2 separate regions of the Homo sapiens genome follow, and region 1 is linked to region 2. Evidence: read pairs that join two places in POLR2A ChIA-PET (ENCODE). Cell type or tissue: Panc1. All regions are shown on one strand.

The links. Peaks named below come from ENCODE experiments on the same cell type or tissue, not always from the same donor. Only the 100,000 strongest peaks of a DNase experiment are listed, where the experiment ranks them.
Region 1: POLR2A ChIA-PET joins it to region 2 with 8 read pairs; 2 of 35 experiments call an interaction of 5 or more read pairs at or near these places.

The regions. Positions count from the first base shown.
Region 1 is chr12:124,023,780-124,031,779 of GRCh38, reverse strand. All of the region lies in intron 2 of ZNF664-RFLNA (ZNF664-RFLNA readthrough), which reads right to left. Among named protein-coding and RNA genes, the nearest start is that of ZNF664-RFLNA, 55 kb to the right of the region's middle. In Panc1, no CTCF peak of the experiment used is centred here; a DNase peak (open chromatin) is centred at 4,940.
Region 2 is chr12:123,814,178-123,822,177 of GRCh38, reverse strand. It overlaps DNAH10 (dynein axonemal heavy chain 10), which reads right to left. Exons shown (of 79, transcript NM_001372106.1): 22 at 3,112-3,228; 23 at 2,928-3,030; 24 at 1,420-1,598. Among named protein-coding and RNA genes, the nearest start is that of DNAH10, 56 kb to the right of the region's middle. In Panc1, no CTCF peak of the experiment used is centred here; no DNase peak of the experiment used is centred here.

The DNA of each region.
Region 1 (8,000 bases), 210 kb before region 2:
TAGCAAAGACATGGAATCTACCCAAAGGTCCCTCAAAGATAGACTGGATAAAGAAAACGTGGTACATATATACACCATGGAATACTATGCAGCCATAAAATGGAACAAGTTCATGTCCTTTGCAGGGACATGGATGGAGCTAGAAACCATTGTCCTCAGCAAACTAACACAGGAACAGAAAACCAAACACTGCACCTTCTCACTTATAAGTGGGAGCTGAGCAATGAGAACATACGGACACAGGGAGGGGAACAACACACACTGGGGCCTATTGGTGGGGACAGGGCAGGGAGAGCATCAGGAAGAATAGCTAATGCATGCTGTGCTTAATACCTAGGAGACAGGTTGATAGGTGTGGCTAATCACCATGGCACACATTTACCTATGTAACAAACCTGCACATCCTGCACATGTACCCCGGAACTTAAAAAAAATACCCCAAACAAATGATACAAAGAACATAAGCTCTTGAGTATATGAATAACACTCAACCACCCACGAGTGAATCAGCAACTTCTATTCCGCACGAAGGAAAACAAAAATGAACCCCAGGTTGGCTTTTTTCCATTTGATTATTGGTTCTTTCTCAACCACCTATGTAACTTAAATTTACTTAATATAAAGTCAATTATATAATTCAAAACTAAATCATGAAGCCAAATAAAGTATAATTAATTCCAAAGCCACGTGTCTATTTTATTATTCCCTGCTCATGGGGATTATCCAAGTCATCGCATCTACCATCCCTCTGCGTATTAAATTTGTATATTAAAACTGTGTCAATATTCAGAGGCAATTATCAAGAGGGACTAGAGAACTTGGAGGGGCTTGTAAACTGTTCTGTGCATTTTGTCTGAGAGTGTCAGAAAAAGAAAAGAGATCCTGGCCGATACCGAAGTGCTGAAGAAAACCACAAGTCGTTTGACTGCAAGCTCCCTGATGACAAAGGCCTCTGAGCCTGCAGGAATTCCCTGCATGGAGCCTGTGAGGCTGACAACAATTGATATTTCCCAGGCATCTTGCAGCCCGAGGATCTCTCGGGGATCTTGATTAGGACTTTGTTGGGACAGACACACGCTAGAAGGAGATGAGTCACGTGCTTTCCTGTCGCTCTGCCTCGGGGAGGTCAAATGAGCTGGCCAGTGTGAAGCCAGGGCACTGGGGAATTGGATGAAGACCCCAAAATGCTGACTCTCCTACCCGGACTTTTTGTGACATGAGATCAGCTAGTTAACGCCTAAGATTCTGTAACCTGAGATGAGATCGTATGAGTTTTGCTGTCTTTTTTTTCCTTTCCTCAAAATTACTGTTTGATACATATCATTTTTACTTACTCACGAGGGACAGAAATTTCCCCGGGGCTTGTCTAGTTTGATACCTTTGCTAACTAAATCTGTGGAGGTGGACGGTCAGTCTGCGCTCCCTTGAACCTGGATGAGAGGGGTCTCTGTCCTGGGCCCCGTGCTTTAGAGGGCCCCACTCACAGCCTCTCCAGGGTCAAGGGAATGTGCCAAACCGGAATGTTGCTTCTGTATCAGGCTCCAAATTTCCTGGCACTGGAGGTTCCTTCTGAAACAGCGCAGGCGTTCCTTCAGAGCCTGCACAAACCCGTTCTTCAGATGCAGCCTCCGAAGAGCAGGCTGCTGGTACCCACGGCCCTGCCCATGGGCCTGCAAGGGGGCAGCTATGGGGTGGTGTGGAGGGATGGCCAGAGCTCGAATCATGGGCTGGGTGTCCACACGTGTGGACTCCAGGAGGACTCGGGTGGGGCAGGAAGGGATGTGGAGCAAAAAGGGACACAGGCAGGTGGGACACATGCCAGCCCCTACTGCCCACCACAACCCAGGGGGAGCTCAGGAGTCCCCGCATCCCAAAGGCCAAAGCTTGGCCTTCCAGGTGGTTCTGAAGAGTTCATTGTCAGAACCGCTTTGTTAACTTGATTTGCTTTGCTAACTTGATTTATAACTTTTTTTAAAAAAAAGAGACAGGGTCTCACTCTGTCACCTAGGCTAGAGTGTGGTGGCGCAATCATAGCTCACTGCAGCCTTGAACCCCTGGGCTCAAGAGATCCTCCTGCCTCAGCCTCCCAAGTAGCTGGGACTACAGGTGTGTGCCACCATGCTCGGCTAATTTTTAATTTTGTAGAGATGGGGTCTCACTATGTTCCCCAGTCTGGTCTCCAACTCCTGGCCTCAAGCGATCTTCCTGCCTTGGCCTCCCAAAATGCTGAGATGGCAGGCATGAGCCACCATGCCTGCCTTGATTTATGACTTTTAAAGGTGGGTCTCCATTTGTACTCTTGCCCGGCCCCCCAACACATCAAGGGCAGGCCAGTGACACGTTAATGTGAAGTCATTACTTGCACGTCTCTGCGGGGTCTATTCCAAGATACAACCTGCAGATGAATGCACACACAGAAAATGTACAAACAATAAATAAATGAAAGAATAATTAAAAATATTATTTCTCCCTGGTAACCTGCTTCCGACAAATTTCAAAGAAACTGTTACATAGAGGCTGAGTGTGGTGGCTCACGCATGTAATCCCAGAACTTTGGGAGGCTGAGGCAGATGGATCACTTGAGGCCAGGGGTTTGAGACCAGCCTGAATATCGTGAAACCCTGTCTCTACTAATAATACAAAAATTAGCTGGGTGTAGTGGCACACGCCTGTGGTCCCAGCTGCTTGGGGGAGGCTGAGGCAGGAGAATGACTTGAACTGAGGAGGCAGAGGCTGCAGTGAGCCGAGATCATGCTACTGCACTCCAGCCTGGGTAACAGAGTGAGAATCATCTCAAAAAAAGAAAGGAAATTGTTACACAGACGCAGAAGGAGCATATGGAATTTGGCCACGCTGGGTGTTACTGGTTTCAACTAAATTCTCCCAAATCCCAAGGCAAACTTCCAGCAAAGCAAGGTGACTGGCGAGCTGATGGGGTCATTTGTAAAGAAATGCTGATGCTCTCAAATGTGTACAAGCACCAAGATGCCAGCTGAGAGGGCTCCAGGAAGTTGGCTAGCAAGGGCACGCCTCTTTCCCTCTGTTCATCTGATTGTCAAGAACTCACCGGTGCGCAGAAGAGTTGGCGATCCTCACAAGCCCCAGGCTTGTAGCTTGTGACTGTTTGCTTTCAGAGAAAGGGAACTAAAAGATGCTTTTTCCCCCTCCTGCTTTTGCTTGGCCCTGGCTCCCTGCAAAATCTACCTGAGCAGGTCTGGAGTCACCAGGGACCACCTCCCAGTGCCTTCAAACACGGGGCTCTTGGGCAGCACTCTGGGACCTCAGCGCTTCGCCTGCCGGCAAATGACCACCACACCGCTGCCAACCCACTGCTGCCACCACGCTTCCAGCTACAGCCAGGTCTGCCAGACCCTGCTCCCTCTGCCAGATGCAGGCTCAGCTGTTGTCACCTTCACTGGGACAGCCAGCTCTGACGGGCAGTGCCAGCCTTTCTGCAAGATCACAACACTTGGGACCACTGCCACTTCCTGGGGATAGTAATAATAACAGCTAAGATCTACTGAGCCCTTGCTCTGTGCCAGACACCAGCTGAGGACTTCACTTGCTTAAGCTCACTTCAGCCTCGCAGCCATCCGGAGATAAATACTGTCATTCGTCAGTACAATACTTTACAGATGAGGAAACTGAGGCTCAGAGAGGTAAAGACACTTGCTCAAGGTCACACAGCTAGATGTGGTGGAGGGACTTTGAGTCTGGGCTCACCACACTCTGCATCCAACCCTGCAGCACCTTGGGTGCTGCCACGCCCTCGGGCTCAGCTGCTGCTCCCAGTTGCCACCCCCAAGTCTGCCCGGCTCCCCTGGAGTCCCTGGCTCTCCCACACCGTGTGGCTTGGCTGCCTCTGGTGGAGCAGTGTCACTTTGGCCATGTCAATGCCAGCCTCCCCGAGGACCGCGTCTTCTTGGCACTTCTATCTCTAATGGATCTGTGACAGGGGAAGACTTATGACTATGTGATGTCCTTGTCGTCTTCTCCCTCAGACCCCAGCCACTGCCATCCTCCATGACCAGGCCCTTGTGGAGAGAGAGAAAGAGACAGACACAAAGACAGAGAAAGACAAAGAGACAGGGACACAGACAGACAGGGAGAGAGAGGGAGATAAAAAGAGGCAGAGACAGAGAGACAGATGAACAGAGACAATACAAAAACAGAGTGACAGAGACAGGTGGATGGAGGTAAGAGATGGAGAGGCAGACACAGGCCCGCAGGGCAGCAGGGAGGCCCTGACGATGGCTGCAGTCCTGCAAGCAGGAGGTGGTGGTGGCTCGGAAGAGGGTTTTAGCTCAGAAGATGGGAACAGATGCAGGGTGTATTCTGAGGACAGAATTGACAGGGCTTGCTGACAGATGTGAAAGGAAAAGGGAAATGAAGGAGGCTGCTGGGTGTGGGGCCTGGACACTCACTGCAGGGAGGCGTCATTCACTGCGACTGATAAGCAGTGTCACAGCCAGTTTTATGTGTCAGCTTGGCTTGGCATGGTTCTCAGATATTCGGTCAAACACCTGCCTAGATGTTGCTGTGGTATTTTTGGGATGCGATGAACACTGAAGTCAGTAGCCCCTGAGTGAAGCCAAAGACCTGCCAGGCTATGGGTGGGTCTCATCTAATCAGGTGAAGGCCGTGGGAGAAAAAGACTGAGGTTCCCCGGGAAGAGGGGATTCTGCCTTCAGAAAGCCTTCAGGCTGGAGTGGCAACATCCACCCTTCCCTGGGGCTCGGCTGCCAGCCTGCCCTGCAGATTTTAGACTTGCCAGCCTCCACAACTGCATGAGTCAGTTCCTTAAAATAACCTCCTGTCTATATAGAGAGAGACTATGTATATATATAGCCTGCTCACGGATGACACACACATCCAGGACTCTCCTTTGAGATCCACAGTTGCAGATTCTGCCGACTTGAGTGTCTTCTTCGATGTTGGGAAGAAATTCAACTCAAAGTCATTCAAACCTGGTCCTCTCCTGATGCTTCCTCCTTTAAAAAGTGGCACGACTCACCATCCCATGGCATGAGCCAGACACTGGGAATCTTCCTGGACGAGTCCTTCCTGCTTACTCCTTGTGGTGGGCAGACCCATGGTCCCCAAAGGTGTCCACGCCCCAATCCCCAGAATCTGGGAATGTTACCAACATGGCAAAAGGGGCCCTGCGGATGTGATGAAGGACCTTGAGAAGGGAGATGGTCCTAGATGATCTGAGTGGCCCCTGTGTCATCATAAGGGTCCTCCTAAGAGGGAGGCAGGTGGCTTAGAGTCAGAGGAGGAGACGTGGCCACAGAAGCAGAAGTCAGAGTGTTGGGGCCAAGGGACAAAGGAACACGGATGCCTCTGGAAGCTGGAAAAGGCAAGGAAGGAGATGCTCTCTGAAAGCGGCTGGAGGGTGCACAGTCCCAACACCTTGGACCTACTCCAAACTTCTGACCCCCAGAACTACTAGAGAATACATTTACTTTAAGCCTCCAAAATGTGTGGTGATTTGGGACAGTGACGATAGGAAACTAACATGCACTCCAAATCCAATCCAGCAAGTTCTATGGATTGTTCCTCCCAAATCTCCTTCCTGTAGATATGCCTCTGCCCATCTCTGCCACCGCCTGCCCCCAGGGCTGGCCTCCTCACTTCTCAGCTACTGTGCGGCCCTTTCCTTGGTTCATTATCTCTGTGCCTTCCCTCCCACCTCCAAAAAGTGGAGACCCCTCTCCACTGGGCAGCACTGCCCCCACCTAACTGGAACCACTTGGGGGGAGTTGGGGGCTCCCACTGTCCTTGGATGAGACTGAAACCCTAACCAAGGCCCTGAAGGGCCATCCCTTCCCTGCTTCTCCAAGCTCCCTTCCCCGACACTCCGCCTCCTTCCCTGCCCTGTCTCAAGGTCCTTCCTTCCGTCTGTCAAGCAAGCCCCTCCAACCCAGGCCTCTGCGTGTGCTGCTCCCCGTCAAGCGCCTCCCCTTCCTCTCCACCTCATTAGCACCTCTGACCCTTCACTGCTGCCTTCCCTTTGTCAAGGAGGCTTGCTCTGCTCTGTACGAGGGTCAAATCCTGTGGGGATCCCACGATGCATATGTCCTTCAAAACATCACCTTGTACATAAATATATACAATTTTTATCAATCAAAATAAATAAGAGGAAAAATAGGGACTGAATATAGCTTTTAGCACAGCCACGGAGCTAAAATATTTAAAAAGCCAGAGTTGCCCATCAGCATATCACACCCGCAGTGGGCCCCCCGCCATCCCTGTGACAACATGACAAAAGGGGCCCTGCAGATGAGAGTGGTCTCCACCCTGCAGAGCGTGACCTCCACGCAGGCAAGGCTGTGTTTGTTCTCGTCCGTGCCGCCCTTGAAGGGTGCTTGGTGCATGGCAGATGGGTGACCATGTGTGGGGTAAATCAGTAAATCCAGATGAGCTCCGAGCATGAGCAGCTCCTCTCCAACCCACGTTCATCTGCGCAGCCATGGGGAAGGTGGTCCTCTAGCTTCCTCTCAGGGCTGCCACCTCTTCCCCCTCTGAATTATTCCAAAACAACTTGGAAAATTCCAGAAAATGGGTTCCCTGGAGTCTTGCAGGTGGTCTCATGGGTCCACCACTATCTCCGCTCCATTGTCACTGGGGGAGCGCCGCTGACAAGAGGTTCCACCTTGCACAGCTCAGTGACCTAAAGTTGATCTAGTGTCCTCTGTGGTTCCAAGGAGGGCGGGCCACATGGCCCGGGGGCCCTGGCTTGGTGCCCTGGCCCATGCAGCCATTCCCTAAGGCCCAGATACCCAGGACCTGATTCATTCTTGTGAACCTGCAATGTTCTTCCCTTCTGTCCCCCCTGGGAGCATGTCCTCAGGGGCATGCAGCTTCTCTCTTTACTGCAGGAACAAGAAAGGCCTCTCTACGTCCACATCCCAGCCCAAGAGGGGTCTCCACCCAGCCCACACTGTCCTGCACCACCCCTTTCTGGAATACTAGCGCCCCTTGCCAGCCTCCCTGAGGGCAGAGCTGCCAGACTTAGCCAATAAAAACAGGACAGCCAGTTAAATGCATATTTCAGATTCACAAGAAATATTTTTCAATGTATCTAAAATTCAAATTTAACTAGGCAGTCTGCATTTTATCTGGCAACCCCAGCTAAGGGTGACTCCTCGGGCCCAGGGATGCGGGGCCCTCCCACTGCCTGCAGGGCCTAGCAGTGCCGCACCCAGCTAAGGACAACCACAGAGCCTGGCCTCCAGCTGTCCTGAAGAGGAAGAAAGGAAAAACCACACATTGACTCTTCAGCCATGCATCCTGTTACTTACATCTATGTAGTCAGGAGATAAAAGCAGGTTAAACTTCACTAGCAGGCCTCCGAGTCTCTCCCAGGTTCTGTGACGGTTGAGAACCACATTGCAATGTGTGTGGTTATCGGCGTGGGACACAGTGGGTACAGCCAAAGATGGTATGAAGAAGAAAGGGCCATTGCTAGATTGCTCTCTATAAGACACGGCAGGAATTGGGGGATTTAGGGTAAGCAGGCAGGTTAGGAAGGAGAGAGGAGATCAGGAATGGGGAAGGAAGCCAAGTATGGTGGCTCACGCCTGTAATCCCAGCACTTTGGGAGGCCAGGGCAGGAGACTGGCTGGAGGCCGAGAGTTCGAAATCAGACTGAGCAAAAAAGTGAGACCTCCCCTGCTACCTCCATCTCTACAAAAAGTTTAAAAATTAGCTGGGTGTGGTGGCACATGCCTATAGTCCCAGCTACTTGGGAGGCTGAGGCGGGAGGATTGCTTGAACCCAGAGGCTGAGGCTGCAGTGAGCTATGACAGCACCACTGCACTCCAACCTGGGTGACAGGGCAAGATCCTGTCACCACCGTCCCCAAAAAAGATAAAGAGAGGCCCAACAGCATCATGGGAGGTTAAGGCCTGCTGTGAGGGCAGCTGTGGGACTCCTCAGGGACAGGAATGGCCAGAGACTGCAAGAACAGAAGTTCTATCATTCAACATGCAGTTCCT
Region 2 (8,000 bases):
TGGAGTGCAGTGGCGCAATCTCAGCTCACCGCAACCTCCACCTCCTGGGTTCAAGCGATTCTTGTGCCTTAGCCTCCCAAGCAGCTGGGATCACAGGCATGTGCCACCATATCTGGCTAAGTTTTGTATTTCTTAGTAGAAATGGAGTTTTGCCATGTTGGCCAGGCTAGTCTCGAACTCCTGGCCTCAAGTGATCCACCCGCCTTGCCTCCCAAAGTGCTGGGATTACAGGTGTGAGCCACTGTGCCCGGAACTTTTTTTTGTATTTTTTAGTAGAAACGGGGTTTCGCCTTGTTGCCCAGGCTAGTCTCGAACTCCTGGCCTCAAGTAATCTGCCCATCTCAGCCTCCCAAAGTGCTGGGATTACAAGCATGAGCCACCACACCAGGCTGACACGGCAACTTTTAATCTCCGCTTGCAACTAAACAGTTTACCCCATGCCTTAACCAAGCCCTTGACCTCCAAAGAGAGTTCTTTTCTATGATGACAGTAAAATACATAAAAAAAAAATTGTCATTTTAATCATTTTAAAATATGTAATTCCAGGCTGGGTGCAATGGCTCATGCCTGTAATCCCAGCACTTTGGGAGGTCAAGGCAGGAGGATCGCTTGAGATCAGGAGTTCCAGACCAGCCTGGGTAACACAGTGAGACATTGCCTCTACTAAAACTAAAAAAAGAATAGCTGGGCATGGTGGTGCACCTCTGTAGTCCCAACTGCTTTGCAGGCTGAGGCAGAAGGATCACTTCGACCCAGGACTTCGAGGCTGCAGTGAGTTATTATCACACCACTGCACCCCAGCTTGGGTGTTAGAGCGAGACTTTGTCTCAAAAATAAAAATAAAATGTACAATTCCGTGGCATCAAGTACTTTCACAATGTCACACAGCCAGCGCCACTATCTATTTCCAGAACTTTTTTTTTTTTTGAGATGGAGTTTCGCTCTTGTCGCCCAGGCTGGAGTGCAATGGCGCAATCTGGACTCACTGCAACCTCCACCTCCCAGGTTCAAGTGATTCTCCTGCCTCAGCCTCCTGAGTAGCTGGGATTACAGGCACCTGCCACTATACCTGGCTGACTTTTGGATTTTTAGTAGAGACAGGGTTTCACCACGTTGGCCAGACTGACCTCGAACTCCTGACCGCAGGTGATGCACCCGCCTTGGCCTCCCAAAGTGCTGGGATTACAGGCGTGAGCCACCGCACCCAGCCTATTTCCAGAACTTTTTCAACACCCCAAATGGAAACCCTGTACCCATAAGCAATCACTCCCCATCCCCCTTCCCTGCGGCCAAAATGAGCGTTTCCACAACGTCAGACCCAAGCTCATTATTATGGTGGCATCAAAGTCTGCAGGGCTTAAGTAATTCCTACATCCCCTTCAGTGAGCCTGAGTCCTTCGCTTTCAGGGAGATGCTCACCTTTAGTCCTTCATAGAGCTCGTAAATCATCCTCAGCCCACTCATTTCCTTCTGCACTTTCAGCAGCTCTGGGTACATTGTAATAGGAAGATCGAAAAGTTTCTCAGCGTTAGCCAGTTCCTGACGGCTCTTTTCATGTCTTGCCAGCTCTCTTTCATAAACACCTAAAAGCTCTACTCCTAGTAAATAAATACACCGATGAGTGAATAAATACAATTTTAAGGTGTACAAAATTGAATAAGAAATCATGCATAATGTATCTCAATTATAATTTCATCCTCATAAACCACACGGGAAGACAAATTTAGAATCATGGCACCATTCTAAGTAAAACCAAAAGACCAATGACATCTGCAGTCTCCTCCAGTTAGAAAATTGTGCCTAATTCTCACAACCAGGTCATTCAGAAAGGAGACTATTTTAAGGGAATCTGAGGTGGTCTATGTTGTGGTCGACATCACCATCCTTTGCCGCCCCCTTGAGAACATCATCATCCTACTGATAACTCCCTTACCACTCTAACTTCCCAGTTCTATGCTTCTCCCCCAATTCCAATGACCACTACCACTCTAGGTCACTACGTCCCTGCTCACAATCATCTACTCAAATGCCACATTTCCCAGATGCCTTTTTTGAGCATCCTTAAATAAACGTCACCCATTTCTTTGGAAGCCACAGCAGTCTTTGGTTTGTCTCATGGTATTTTTTTTGTCTCATGGTATTTACCAAATTCTCTTTAGAATAAGAATTTTAGGACTCGGCTCAGTGGCTCAGGCCTGTAATCCCAGCACTTTGGGAGGCTGAGGCGGGAGGATCACTTGAGGTCAGGAGTTCAAGACCAGCCTGGCCAACATGGTGAAACCCTGTCTCTACTAAAAATACAAAAATTAGCAAGGCATGGTGGCATGTGCCTGTAGTCTCAGCTACTCAGGAGGCTGAGGCAGGAGAATCACTTGAACCCAGGAGGTGGAGGTTGCGGTGAGCTGAGATTGTGCCACTGCACTCCAGTCTGGGTGACAGAGCGAGACTCTGTCTCAAAAAAAAAAAAAAAAAAAAAACAGAATTTTAGTATTTTTAACTTGTCACCATTTTAGCCTATGTGATGTGAAGGGCAGAGGACAAGCATCTGAATCCAAAGAATAAATGTAACAGGCATTAGAGAGGCAGATGGATGGATAAGACGCTGCCTTTGTAAAGGCAGTCGCTGGTGTTTAAGATTTCTGAGCTGCGGCAGAAACCTCTGTATCCCCCACAGGAGTGGAGGCTGCTCCTTGGCACTTCTCTCAACACCTTCGGGTAGCAGGCACTCAACAATCAATGAGTCGCATTAATCCAGCTTTTTTTTTTTTTAATGTGACCACTAAAATGAGCCAAGAAAAAAGTATTTGAGGAAGAAATAAATATTTTAATCACGGCACCATCATCACTTGCCATAAAACTCTTAAGCAAAACATACTCAAACATTTGCTACTCAGATCGCTCAGTAAGACCAACAGGAACATTCTTACCTTTATCAAGATCATCACCAACAGAACCAGGGCCTTCACTGTAAAAACGCTTTGCAAACTCCTCTATCTGAACTCTGTAGTTCATTATTTCGCCTCGAGTAAGCTGAGAAAAACGAGGTTACATTAATTTAGCCCAAATACGTTTTTCAATGTCTTTACTCAGGAAGTGAAATTTAAAAGGTACCTCTGTGAAAGTTCTCTTTATGTCCCCAAGAGCATGCTCCACATTCACTGAATCATTAAACAGATTGGACCATATGCTCTCAATCTTATCAACCAGTTCTTTCTCTGCATCAGGAGGCTAATTAGGAGAAACAAAAAACAGAATAAACAACAAATGATGAGCAATTTGGAATTGAAATTGATGGTCAAAGTTACCTCCCAGGGACTTCTGCTTGTGGCAACAGGAGGCTAGGTAATTCAAACCAACTCAAAAGCTGATTGAAATATTAAGGCCAGACATGGCCAGACTGGGATTACATGGCTCATGGCTGTAATCCCAGTACTTTGGGGGGCTGAGGCAGGAGGATCCCTTGAGCTCAGGAGTTTGAGACCAGCCTGGGCAACACAGTGAGACTGTATCTCTGTAAATATAAAAAGAAAAAGAAATTTTAAAAAGAAATATTAGGCTGGGCACAGTGGCTCACGCCTATAATCCCAGAACTTTTGGAGGCTGAGGCGGGTGGGTCACCTGAGGTCAGGAGTTCGAGACCAGCCTGGACAACATGGTGAAATCCCTTCTCTACTAAAAATACAAAAATTAGCCAGGCGTGGTGGCAGGAGCCTGTAGTTCCAGCTACTCAGGAGGCTGAGGTGGCAGAATCGCTTGAACCTGGGAGGCAGAGGTTGCAGTGAGTCGAGATCACACCACTGCACTCCAACCTCGGTGACAGAGCAAGATTCTATCTCAAAAAAATAAAGTAAAATAAAAATAAATATTAAAGTTGAATTTTATAATTAAAATAAAATCAGTATAAAATCATTTTTAAAAATAAAGAGATAGAGGCTGGGTGCAGTAGCTCACGTCTGTAATCCCAGCACTTTGGGAGGCTGAGACAGGCGGATCACCTGAGGTCAGGCGTTCAAGACCAGCCTGACCAACGTGGAGAAATGCTGTATCTACTAAAAATACAAAATTAGCTGGGGTGGTGGCGCATGCCTATAATTGCAGCTACTCAGGAGGCCGAGGCAAGAGAATCACTTGAACCCAGGAGTCGGAGGTTGCAGTGAGCCAAGATTGTGCCATTGCACTCAGCCTAGGCAACAAGAGTGAAACTCCATCTCAAAAAAAAAAAAAAAAAGAGAAAAAGAAATAGAGATATTACAGAGAGATAAGCCCTTCATAAACTAAAGCCCAGCTTCAAATCAACTTAATCTCTGATTAGAATAAGTTTAGCTTAGCTTGCTAATGTACCCAGTTATGGTGTCTGTTAGAAGCAAAAATAAATCTCCTCTGATAAAATATAACATCACCCAACGCCTCCAATCCTCTCTCTCCAATTTATCACACAGGCTGTTAAGAACTCAGTTAGAAATGCCAGCCATATAAAGACACGAAAGAACTTAAACAAAACCAAGAGATTCACACACAACATAAATGATCACGACAGAGTTATAAGACACACAATTTAAAATAATTTTATTTAATAGAGTCAAGGAAACAAAAGACAAAAAATTGAGAATTTTGGTAGAGCACAGGAAATTGTTTTTAAAATGGAAATTCTGGAATGGATAATGACAATACCTGAAATCAAGCACTCAAAGGATTGTTTAAGGAACCGGGAAAAGCAGATCAGACATAAATAAATAGAAAATTAATGAACTTAAAGTTTAGGACAAAGTATTAGAATAAACCACAGAAAGAAAAGGCAGAAAGGAATGTAAGATGTACAGGGTATTGTAGAAAGGTCCAACATATGTGGAATTGGAGTCCCAGAAGGGAAAAAAAATAAGGCAAAAACTGTTAATTTTCCAAAACTAGGTAAAGACATCAGCCTGCAGATTTTGAATGTACTACAAATCTCAATCAGGAAAAAAAAAAGAAGAACAAAACAAAACAAAAGAACCTAGTTACATCATATTACAACTGCTGAAAACCAAAGACCAAAAAAAAATTCTTAAAAGCAGACCAAAAAAAAAAAAAAAAAAAAAGTTAGACTGGACTACCTTGAAAGGGAGCAACAAAAAGATTAACAGTCAACTCCTCCGTCAAAACAATAGAGGCCAGAAGATGATGGAATAATATCCACACATAGAAGGGATAAAAAAAACCCAAAGTTGGTGTTTCCAAAAGATCAACAAACTAAGTATTTGTAAGGAGACGGAGCAACTGAAACCCTTATTCGTGCTGGTATGGATGTAAAGGGGTACCATCACTTTGGAAAATTAGCAGAATCTAGTGAAGCTGAACACGTGGATTCCTGTAACCCAGCAACTTCACGTCTAGGCCTATACTCAATAGAAATGCAGGCGTAAGTCCCATAAGGTTGTCCTCACTTCAGATGCCAGTTGCAAGTATTAGGTGCCCAGGGTACACAGACTTCTGTCCAACCTGGCTACAAAATCAGGGGTTCCCCCACACACGTCTCCTTCACATTTGACCATTTGCTGAAATGGCTCACAGAACTCAGAAGGACACTTTACTTCCCATCACTGATTTATTATAAAAGACACAACTCAGGAACAGCCAAACGAAAGAGACGCATAAGCTAAGGTATGGGGTTGGGGGGTGCACAGAGCCTCCACGCCTTCTCTGAGCACACCACTCTCCCAGCACCTTGGTGTGGTTAACAACCTGGAAGCTCTCCAAATCCCATCATTTAGGGATGTTCATGGAGGTTTCATTATACAGGCATGACTGATTAGATCACTGGCCTTTGTTGATCTCCAATCTCCAGCCCCTCTTCCCTCCCCAAGGGTGGCAAAGATGGGCGCCTGAAAGTTCCAAACCTCTAAATAATTTATGGCTTGATCTTTCTGGCAACCAGCCCCCATGCTGAAGCTGCCTAGGGCTCCCAGCCACCAGTCATTTCACTTGCATACAAAAGACACTCTTGTCACTCCAGAGTCCAAGGATTTGAGAGGCTGTGCGCCAGGAACCAGGGACAAAGAACAATATTGTAACAAAAGATGTTCCTGTGACCCCTATCACTCAGGAAATTACAAGTGTTTTGAAAGCTTTGTGTCAGGAACCAGGGACAATGACCAAAGACAGTCATTGGTCTTTTGTCAAAGATCAAAGAGCAACAAAATGATGTTTTGGGCCAAAAATTGATTGCATATATGACAGTATTCCCATAAGATTACAATACTGTATTTTTACTGTACCTTTTCTATGTTTAGATACACAAATACTTACTGTTATATTACATTGCTTATAGTATTCAGTACAGTACATGCTGGACAGGATTGTAGCCTAGGAGCAATAGGTTCTACCATATGGCCTAGGTGTGTAGTAGCTATATCATCTAGATTTGTATAAGTACATTCCATGATGTTTGCACAATTATGGAATTGCCCATTGACACATTCTCAGAATATATCCCCATTGTGTTAAATATACACAACTGTATATTTCTCTTATTGTATTGGAGTTAATCTAATAAACCACACAGCAATTACCATATTTAATGATACAGTGCCAAAAGCTTTTCCTCTGAGATCAAGAACAAGACACGGATTTCCCCTACCTCCCCTTTCATCCAGCCTCGTACAGGAATTCCTAGCTAGAGTCATAAGGTGAGAAAAAGAAACAAAATATTTAAAAATTAAAATGAAACTGTCAATATTCACAGTTTATAAAATGGTGTGCCTAGAAAATCCAAAATAATCTGTGGATAAATGATTAAAATTCATAATTACTGATCATAAAAAAGTAGAATGCAAATATCAATTGTCTTTCTATATAACAATAAAAAATAAAATAATTAAAATAAAAATTAAAGATACCAATTACAAGAGCATCTAAAAATACCAAGTACCTAGGAATAAATCTGGCAAAAAATAGGTAAGGCCTCTATGGGGAAAATTATAAATCTTTACGGGGAGACATTAAAGACCTAAATAAAGAGAGAGAGAACATGTTCATGGATAGGAAAACTCAATACTACAGGATGTCCATTTGTGCAGATTAATCTAAAGGATCAATGCAATCACAATCAAAATCTCAACTGTTGTTGTTTTGTTGTTGTTGTTGTTGGAATTTGACATTCTGATTCATTTTTTGTGTGTGACCCATTGCACACTTAGTGCAAAATCCTTTGTTACAGTGATTCTTCTATTATTTCTGTGACGTAAACCAGGGAAGCAAAGTCTGACAAAAATCTACCTGGCTAGGCCGGGCGCGGTGGCTCATGCCTGTAATCCCAGCACTTTGGGAGGCCAAGGTGGGTGGATCACAAGGTCAGGAGATCGAGACCATCCTGGCTAACATAGTAAAACCCTGTCTCTACTAAAAATACAAAAAATAATTAGCCGGGTGTGGTGGCGGGTGCCTGTAGTCCCAGGTACTCGGGAGGCTGAGGCAGGAGAATGGCGTGAACCTGGGAGGCGGAGCTTGCAGTGAGCCGAGATCATGCCACTGCACTCCAGCCTGGGCGACAGAGCGAGACTCCGTCTCAAAAAAAAAAAAAAAAAAAAAAATCTACCTGGCCAAGGGAGAAATACAAACTAGAGAAGAGAAACAAATTGCTATGAATAAATCAGGATTTGCATGAAGTTTGTCTTTCAGCATTTCTATTGCTTGACTGCTTCAAACACCAGGACCCTTGCAGCCTAGTGGTTAGGATGTGGAGCTCACAAATGCCCTTGCTGAGCAGTAGACCTGGGCCAAAAACTTGACTTTCTTTCATCATCAGAAAAATGTACAGTATGTAAAATTTCCATACAACTTCAGGGGGAACCCAGACCCCCTAAAACTCATCCATGACTTTGAAAGATCCTGAGAACCCAAATTTAACAACCCTAAACAAAGCAAGACTAATTGAATTATCTTCTACCAGTTTCTTTTATTATCTTAAATCTTTCACTCTCTTCTTATCATTTTTGCAAGAGCTCTTTATCTATTAAAGGAAA